Regions from separate parts of the Homo sapiens genome. Here regions 1 and 3 are each linked to region 2. Evidence: chromatin contacts called from ENCODE Hi-C or POLR2A ChIA-PET data. All regions are on one chromosome and are shown on one strand. Each heading gives the region's core, a stretch centred on a gene start or an enhancer-like site at or near the end of the contact. The rest is flanking DNA. Distances are from core to core; before and after follow the strand shown.

Region 1 (2,700 bases), core at 139-2,638, 170 kb after region 2:
GAACTTTTGCTGAGGAAAGAAAATCAAGATTACTTACTCCAACAGGGATACCTTTGTCTTGAGACAGTGGAGAGAACTTCATGGGCTCAATGAGAAAAAGGCAAGGAAGAAGCAGGAGAGAACTTTAGGGAAGTGAATGGAATGAAACTAAAAGGAAGTGAGAAGCACTATGGAGATACCTCAGCTACTTAAGACAGAATACAGGAAGGGGAAGTAACATGAATCCCAAGACTAAAGAAAGTAAAACATGAAGAATGTGAGGGAGTAAAAGGAGTTTGAAGGAAAACTGGAGGAGCTAAAAACGAACCATACACATATGGGCCAAGTGTTATATAAGCGAGAAACAGGTCACTGAGATAGCATTAGATCATTCGAGCTTGGAGTCACTGTTTACAGGGATCAGAAAAAAAAGGAAATAGGGTTTAATTTTAAGATAAGAAACAGGCTGGGCACGGTGGCTCACGCCTGTAATCCCAGCACTTTGGGAGGCTGAGGCGGGCAGATCATGAGGTCGGGAGTTCGAGACCAGCCTGACCGACATGGTAAAACCCCATCTCTACTAAAAATACAAAAATTAGCTGGGCGTGGTGGCATGTGCCTGTAATCCCAGCTACTCATAAGGCTGAGAATCATTTGAACCCGGGAGGCGGAGGTTGCAGTGAGCCGAGATCATGCCACTGCACTCCAGCCTGGGCGACAGAGCAAGACTCCATCTCAAAAAATAAAAATAAAAATAAAATAAGAAACAAAGTTATATGGGAAGACTGGACTTGGACATCAACTTTTTAAACCTTTCCTGGATCCTGTGAGCCAATAAATTCCTCTTTGTGTCTAAGTTAGTTCAAGTTAGGTTACTGCCCTTTAAAATCAACCAACCAAAGTAATAAAAACTGTCAATGGAGGAGGAGTGAGACATTTCTTTTTGGCTATGTTGAATAGATGAGATATAATTTACCCAAAGTGTAGTTTACAGACAAGCCAGTCACCACACAGCCCACTTCTGGGGGTAACTGCAGAGCCTACAGGTCCTACTAAGAAGGTGGCCATGTTCTATGCCACGTTCTCTGCCCCGCTTCCAGAACCCCTCAGCCCCCAGTTCTCCCAGCTCAGCTGACTAGAATCAGGAATGTGCTCATGATCCAAAGGCCATCAGTTTTTCTATGGGTTTATGGCCCACGAGGAGGTTTAGCATATAGAACCTCTGCTTCAATAGGGATACTACTGAGTCAAACAGACATTATTGCCTAGAAATTTCATGTGGAACTGACAAATTGTGAATAAGTTGAAGTTTTGAGTTATCAGAAAGGAGGAGTGAGCAGTTATGAACAAGCAGAAGCTATAGGTAAGCCAAAATCAAACGGTATTTATAGGAGAGTTGAAAAATTAGTAGAAATGGGAATGGTAGCAGTACAGTTGGAGGGATGCTGAGTCACTGCATTTATGGGATCCCTGAACTTGCCAAGGCAGCAAGAAGATGACTCAGATTGGTGACTCTTCCACTGGATGCTTCTAGTTCCTGAGTGACTTCCAGAGTCCAAGAGGCCCAGCTCGACAGCTTTTCTTGATATGCCAGAAGGTCCTTAAAGTCCTTATTTCCATAAATACCGTCACGATACCCCTGCTCCCATCACCCAGATGAACCGCTGTTCTTTGTAGTGAAATGGTCTTAACAAACATCTCAATAATAACATTGGCTAACACTTATTTAACATGGATTATGTGCCAAGCACTGAGATATTAATTTTACACATTGTACCTCACTTAATTTTCTCAACAATCCTATGAGGCAGGTACATATTATTCTTACCAATTTATGGATGGAGAAACCTAACTTAGAGAGGTTACCTTGCTTGTCCAAGTCACATCTTCTGTAGGGGAGCTAAGTCTGAAGCAGATCTGTATAACTCTAGAGTCCAAACATGTAATTATATTTAACTTCTCTCAAGTTACTCAGTTCCCTTGGGATCATTTCGGGTGTAGAGAGTGTAAGTAATTTAACTTTAAGTCATAAAATAAGAAATGTAGCAACCAGAACTAAAAGGGGAAAAAAGACTCATCATGAATATCACGTGTTATAAAATAATCATGTGTCTTGCTGAAACTTCATAAAAGAGAAGTTCTAGAAAGTTATCCCAAAGCAAGAAGTGGTGAATGGGAATTTATTACTAATTTTAGATACATAATATGTGCCAGATGTATTGTCCTATTTGAACAAATGGCTAAGGAAAATATGTATTCTTTGTAGTTTAATAGTGGCCTCAATTTTCCTAATTTGCTTCATAAAGTCTTACGCTCTTGACAGGGAATTCTCCTGCAAAGGGGTTTTTAGAAATCAACCATGGATGTAGAGAAGAGACTACTTTGCATAAAAAAAAGAGAAGTGAAACTGTAGAGTTTAAAAAAAAAAATGTGGCCAGGGACGGTGGCTCATGCCTATAATCCCAGCACTTTGGGAGGCTGAGACAGGTGGATCACCTGAGGTCAAGAGTTCAAGACTAGCCTGGCCAACATGGTGAAACCCTTTCTCTACGAAACGTACAAAAATTAGCTGTGTGTGGTGGCGTGCGCCTGTAGTCCCAGCTACTCAGGAGGCTGAGGCAGGAGAATTGTTTGAACCCAGGAGGTGGAGTTTTCAGTGAGCTGAGATTGTACCACTGCACTCCAGCCTGAGCAACAGAGCGAGACTCATCTCAAAATAAA
Region 2 (2,793 bases), core at 193-2,692:
TCAATAGTTAGAAGCTAATTAAAAATGTGTAAAGGATTTTAGTAGACATATCACCTAAGAAGATATATAAATGGCTAACACATGAAAAATGTTCCAAATAATTAATCATTAGGGAAATGCAACTAAAACCAGAATAACGTACATTCAGTTCATACCCACTAAAATGCCTATAATTAAGAGATTGACAATACCAAGTATTGACAAGTATGTGTTGGTAAGATTTTAAAATGACATAGTCATTTGGAAAATAGTTTGAAAGTGTGTTAAAAAGTTAAACCTGTACTTAACAAACGATCCATCAATTTCACTCCTAAGTATCTATGAAGAGAATTGAAGGTTTATGTCTACCTAAAAGCGTACATGGGGGTGTTTGAAGCCACATTATTCATAATAAGTAAAAACTGAAAATAATTCAAATATCCATTAACTGGTGCATAGATAAAGTAAACTATCCATTAACTGGTGCATAGTAGATCTGTACAATGGAATCCCTAGCAGCAGCGAACCAAGGCTTCAAAGTTCCCTAGTGGTTTCTTTGCCCTCACTGCTGCATGCCACAAAAAGACCATGCTATGAAAAGACCAACATCTCCAAGCATAGCTGTAGATGACTTTGCTTTCACTTCTGGTTACAACTGAACTTACTCATTCTTTGTCTTCTAAAGAAGCCATTCATTTCTTGAGAACTTTTCTGGTGTTTGGTTCCAGAATCTGTCTTTTAGATGACAATTTTTTTTCTTCAGAGTTAGACACAGACTCCATGGCATTTTACTATATTTATAGCGTATTTTTATTATAGTTATGAAATCAGTTTTTTTCTTTTTAATGGAGTTCTTTTTCAAGTTTGATTTTTTCTTTTTTCTTTTCTTTTTTTTTTGTGTGTGTGTTTGTTTGTTGAGACAGGGTTTCACTCTGTCACCTAGGCTGGAGTGCAGTGGCATGACCTCAGCTCACTGCAACCTCCACCTCCTGGGTTCAAGCCATTCTCCTACCTTAGCCTCCAGAGTAGCTGGGACTAGAGGTAGGCACCACTACGCCTGGCTAATTTTTGTATTTTTTTGTAGAGACAGGGTTTCACCATGTTGGTCAGGCTGGTCTTGAACCCCTGACCTCAAGTGATCCACCCACCTTGGCCTTCCAAAATGCTGGGATTACAGGCGTGAGCTACTATGCCCAGCCCCGAATTTGATTTTATTATACCAATATTATCTTCTCCCCCTCCCACAGTTCCCCAAACACTTCTCTACACACTCTGGTCTGGCACAGTTTCAAATTTGTGGAGTTGATATCTGGGGCTCCTACTGGAAGGAGGATAAAAACAGAAGGAATTTGGCACGGGGCTCCTCCATCTTCCACGCATGCGGCATTTGTTCTGAGAATGTCAGCTCCCTCACAGTGCATGTCAGAATGGCATGCCAGCATGGGCCTCTGGTCTAGCACACAGAAAGGGTGAAGAGTACACATGGTGACCATTGTCACTTTGCAGATTTCCTGCCTCCCACTCACATGTCTGAGACCAGTTTTGCTACTGTTGCACCGCTAACCACAGAAGCCAGAAAGGGAAACGACTTTCTTTCTTTTCTTCTTTTTTTTTTTTTTTTTTTGAGATGGAGTCTCACTTTGTCGCCAGGCTGGAGTGCAGTGGCACGATCTCGGCTCACCGCAACCTCCAACTCCCTGGTTCAAGCTATTCTCCTGCCTCAGCCTCCCAAGTAGCTGGGATTACAGGCATGCACCACCACACCCAGCTAATTTGTGTATTTTTAGTAGAGACAGGATTTCACCACGTTGGCCAGGCTGGTCTTGATCTCCTGACTGTGTGATCCACCCGCCTTGGCCTGTCAAAGTGATGAGATTACAGGCGTGAGCCACTGAGCCCAGCCAGGGAAAATAAGTTTTCAATAGAGAATTTTCTATTAAGGAAGAGAGTGTTCTTTCAGCAAAGACAGGCTTTAGCCACACCTGTTTTTATAAGGATTTGAGGGGAGGGAAATATGCCAAGAGACAACTTCAGAAGTTTATAAAGACAAGAGCGACCTCTCCAAAACAGCTAGGAGAGTGGGTCTTTAGTGGTGAGGTCTTCATCTCTGTCTGATCTCTCTAGGCTGAAGGAAAGATGTGAATTTGCTGTGAAGGGATATTCTCCTCAAGGACACTTACCATCTGTTTCCTGGGGATAGGAAGGTAAGTCATCAGTGTCAAGAACCTTACTGGTAAAACAATAAAACAATGTATTCATTCGGATTTGTGCTCTTTAAGTGAGAGGGGTTCTAGAACAGCCTTTCTGTCTGGACCCCTTGATGGTAAACCATCCCGTGTGAGGTCTGCTCTTTACTGTGTGGACGAGGCCAGGGCTGTTATTTGACATCCGTGGCCACAGCCCACAGTCTAACGTCGGCCAGCTCCGGTGTGATTGTACTTAGTACATCAGTAGTCATGAGAAAACTGGCTAAGAAAACACAGAGCTTCAACTGGAACAAAATATTATACGTGCAACACCCATGACCGTGTGGCTGTTTTATCCCCATTGCTCCTTTCTTTTCTGCAGAAGGTTCTTTTTAAATTTTAACGTATATTTGTCCAATTGTTTGGTAATGCATTTCCATGTTTTCAGAAATAGTGAATCAAATCTGGACTGGAACAACACTCCCTCACTTACCTCCTGCACCCAGCGCCTGCCTCGCTGTGGGAATGCCCCATCCTTGGTGTCTTAAAATTTGCAGAGCTTCTTTACTTGTACATAAGACATGTGCATATACAGAGCAAAAATTCTGCATGACCTCACTTACGTGTG
Region 3 (2,700 bases), core at 77-2,576, 230 kb after region 2:
TGAATTCCTGACTGTTGGCTTCTGCTGCTTCTGCGAAATATGTGGTGGCATCATCTGCTGGTCATGGATGTGGGGAGAAGGTGAAATCTTAGCGGTAGGGGCGGCATTGACACTCGTCATTGTGAAGAGTAAAGAGGAACAGAGTAGAAGAGTAAAGGCTTGCCAGGCAAGGTTAGGTCCATTTGAGAATAATGACTATGAATTCTTAGTCTTTAGCACCCTAGTGCAAATGCTTCTGCGGTATAATCAGCATTCTGGATATAGGCAAGTTTATGTTAGGGATATATGCTGGGTTGGATTTTGGTAGACAGGATGAAAAAAGAACATGTGAAATAAAGGTGATGGGTCAAAATCTAGACTGTGTATATTGATGGCTAGGGAATAATTAAAGCAACCAGTGGACCAAAAGTCTTAATTGGTGTTCAGAAGAGATCTCTTGAGGTGGTTGAGTATGCTAGAATAATAAGAGGTTGTGATCAGAGAAGGGTATACCTGCATTTCAGCGATTGAGAGGTGATAGTGATGATGATATAAGATCTATACTGTGGCCAAAATGGAAAAGAGATACCACTGAAAGTGATGAAGTCAGTCAGTCGAGAGGCCAGAGTTCCTTTCCACTGATTCTGTCCACTCATTTTAAACGCATTTTTAAGTCTTCTAAGTGCTACTAACAAACCAGAACAAAACTTCTCTCAATCTTTATTCCTACCTTCTGTCCTCAGCAATTTAGCTATTTTTCTCTTTCCTTTTAAAACGACACTTCTTAGTGAGTCTCAAGATATTTGATATGCTCTTTGTTAAATCCAATTATATGTAACAGTTTTCATCCTTCTTGATTTGTCTTTCTTTTGCAGGATTACTCTAATGGTTATCTTCCTAACATGGAATATTTGTTTGTTTGTTTGTTTGTTTGTTTGTTTGTTTTTGAGACGGAGCCTGGCTCTGTCGCCCAGGCTAGAGTGCAGTGGCGCGATCTCAGCTCACTGCAGCCTCGACTTCGGGTTCATGCCATTCTCCTGCCTCAGCCTCCCAAGTAGTTGGGACTACAGGCGCCCACCACCGTGCCCGGCTAATTTTTTATATTTTTAGTAGAGATGGGGTTTCACCGTGTTAGCCAGGATGGTCTCAATCTCCTGACCTCGTGATCTGCCTGCCTCGGCCTCCCAAAGTGCTGGGATTACAGGCATGAGCCACTGTGCCCGGCCTGTTTTGTTTGTTTTTATTTGTTGTTTCTATTGTCACTGATTTCTCCTTTACCCACTACTCAAACGTTGGTTTCTCTAGGCACTGCTTTCAGTTCTCCTTTTTTTTTTTTTTCTCTTCTCATAAAATGGGGTGACTCAATGTTTTATTCTTTCATTAAAGACTTTCTCTAGGTGATCTCCTCCATTCCTTTGTCTGCAACCACAGACCAGATCTCTACTTTCAGTTCCTTGACTACATCTTCACCTACCTATTTCCTGGCTCTTGAGTTTTAGTATATCTAAAACAAAACGTATTATATATACTCCACTCTTGTTTATTCCAAGATCAGACAAAACACAATTTTTATGTTTTGATTAATGGATCTGGTCCATCCTAACTTCAAAGCTGGAAACCTGTTGGCATCTTCTGACTTTTTTCTCTTTTTTTTTTTTTTTTTGAGACAGGTGTCTTGCCCTGTTGCCCATGTTGGAATGCAGTGGTGAGATCTTGGCTCACTGCAAGACCCTCCACAATCACTTTGACCCTCTGGGCTCAAGTGATTCTTCCACCTCAGCCTCCTGAGTAGCGGGGACTACAGGTGTGTGCCACCACACCTGGCTAATTAAAAATTTTTTTTTTTTTTGTAGAGACAGGGTCTCACTACGTTGCCTAGGCTGGTCTCAAACTCCTGGGCTCAAGCCATCCTCTCACCTTGGCCTCCCAAAGTGCTGGGATTATAGGTATGAGCCACCATGCCCAGCCCTTTCTTATTCTTATTGACTGAGAAATCTTCAATGTGGCCCCTTGTCGTCCATACCACTATTGGTACTCTTGTTCTCACTTGGTTCTGTTAAGCTTCATTTGAGCTTTCCCAATGCTGCTATAATAGTCTTCCTAAAAATTAAAGCTGTTCTTATTCCCCTGCTTAAAAATTTCTCTGCTGTTTTATTTCTTATAGAATAAAACCTAAATAAAAGGAAAATTTTTGAGAATCTAGTCCCTTTGATCTAGAACTGGTATATCTCTCTACGCACCTTCAAATCTTTTGGCACATAAATTTCTCATTGATAACTTCAGTTTTGTTTTTGTATACCATGCAGTGTTTGTCTTTCTATACATCTTTTTCTGTTCTCCACAAGTTCCTCCATACCTCTCATTCCCCTGCCAAAAAAAAAGCCAGAAAGCAGAACTGAGTTAAGACCCGGCTTAGATATGACCTCCTCAGCGAAACCTTTTCTCTCACAAAACAAGGTGGTCATCTTATTCAAGGAACTATTTATTTATTTATTTATTTATTTATTTGACAGAGTGTTACTCTGTTGCCCAGGCTGGAGTGGAGTGATGTGATCTTGGCCTACTGCAACCTCTGACTCCTGGGTTCAAGAGATTCTCCTGCCTCAGCCTCCCCAGTAGCTGGGATTATAGGTGCCTGCCACCATGCCTGACTGATTTTTGTATTTTCAGTGGAGATGGGGCTTCACCATATTGGCCAGGCTGGTCTTGAACTCCTGACCT

Evidence for each region. Hi-C counts contacts between places; a loop is a spot of excess contacts on that map. ChIA-PET counts read pairs that join two places held with the same protein, here RNA polymerase II (POLR2A). Pooled maps may share reads with other maps.
Region 1: a map with no recorded cell type shows a loop between it and region 2 (7-fold over the local background). The contact joins two enhancer-like sites. A Hi-C loop is called at or near these places in 12 of 37 single-sample maps with no recorded cell type and 11 of 50 pooled maps. POLR2A ChIA-PET finds 5 or more read pairs at or near these places in 1 of 52 experiments (activated CD4-positive, alpha-beta T cell).
Region 3: a map with no recorded cell type shows a loop between it and region 2 (10-fold over the local background). The contact joins two enhancer-like sites. A Hi-C loop is called at or near these places in 6 of 37 single-sample maps with no recorded cell type and 4 of 50 pooled maps. POLR2A ChIA-PET finds 5 or more read pairs at or near these places in 2 of 52 experiments (T-cell and activated T-cell).

Annotation. Positions count from the first base shown.
Region 1 is chr2:113,857,488-113,860,187 of GRCh38, forward strand. The region is part of intron 2 of ACTR3-AS1 (ACTR3 antisense RNA 1); the gene reads right to left. Among named protein-coding and RNA genes, the nearest start is that of ACTR3, 31 kb to the right of the region's middle. Within about 2 kb of position 1,389, at least 7 of the 41 ENCODE cell types and tissues checked have a DNase peak (open chromatin) inside an H3K27ac peak, as active enhancers do.
Region 2 is chr2:113,692,274-113,695,066 of GRCh38, forward strand. The region is part of intron 1 of LINC02936 (long intergenic non-protein coding RNA 2936); the gene reads right to left. Among named protein-coding and RNA genes, the nearest start is that of LINC02936, 11 kb to the right of the region's middle. RefSeq lists enhancers at 1,168-1,257, 1,698-1,827. Within about 2 kb of position 1,443, at least 5 of the 41 ENCODE cell types and tissues checked have a DNase peak (open chromatin) inside an H3K27ac peak, as active enhancers do.
Region 3 is chr2:113,922,430-113,925,129 of GRCh38, forward strand. All of the region lies in intron 3 of ACTR3 (actin related protein 3), which reads left to right. Among named protein-coding and RNA genes, the nearest start is that of ACTR3-AS1, 33 kb to the left of the region's middle. Within about 2 kb of position 1,327, at least 3 of the 41 ENCODE cell types and tissues checked have a DNase peak (open chromatin) inside an H3K27ac peak, as active enhancers do.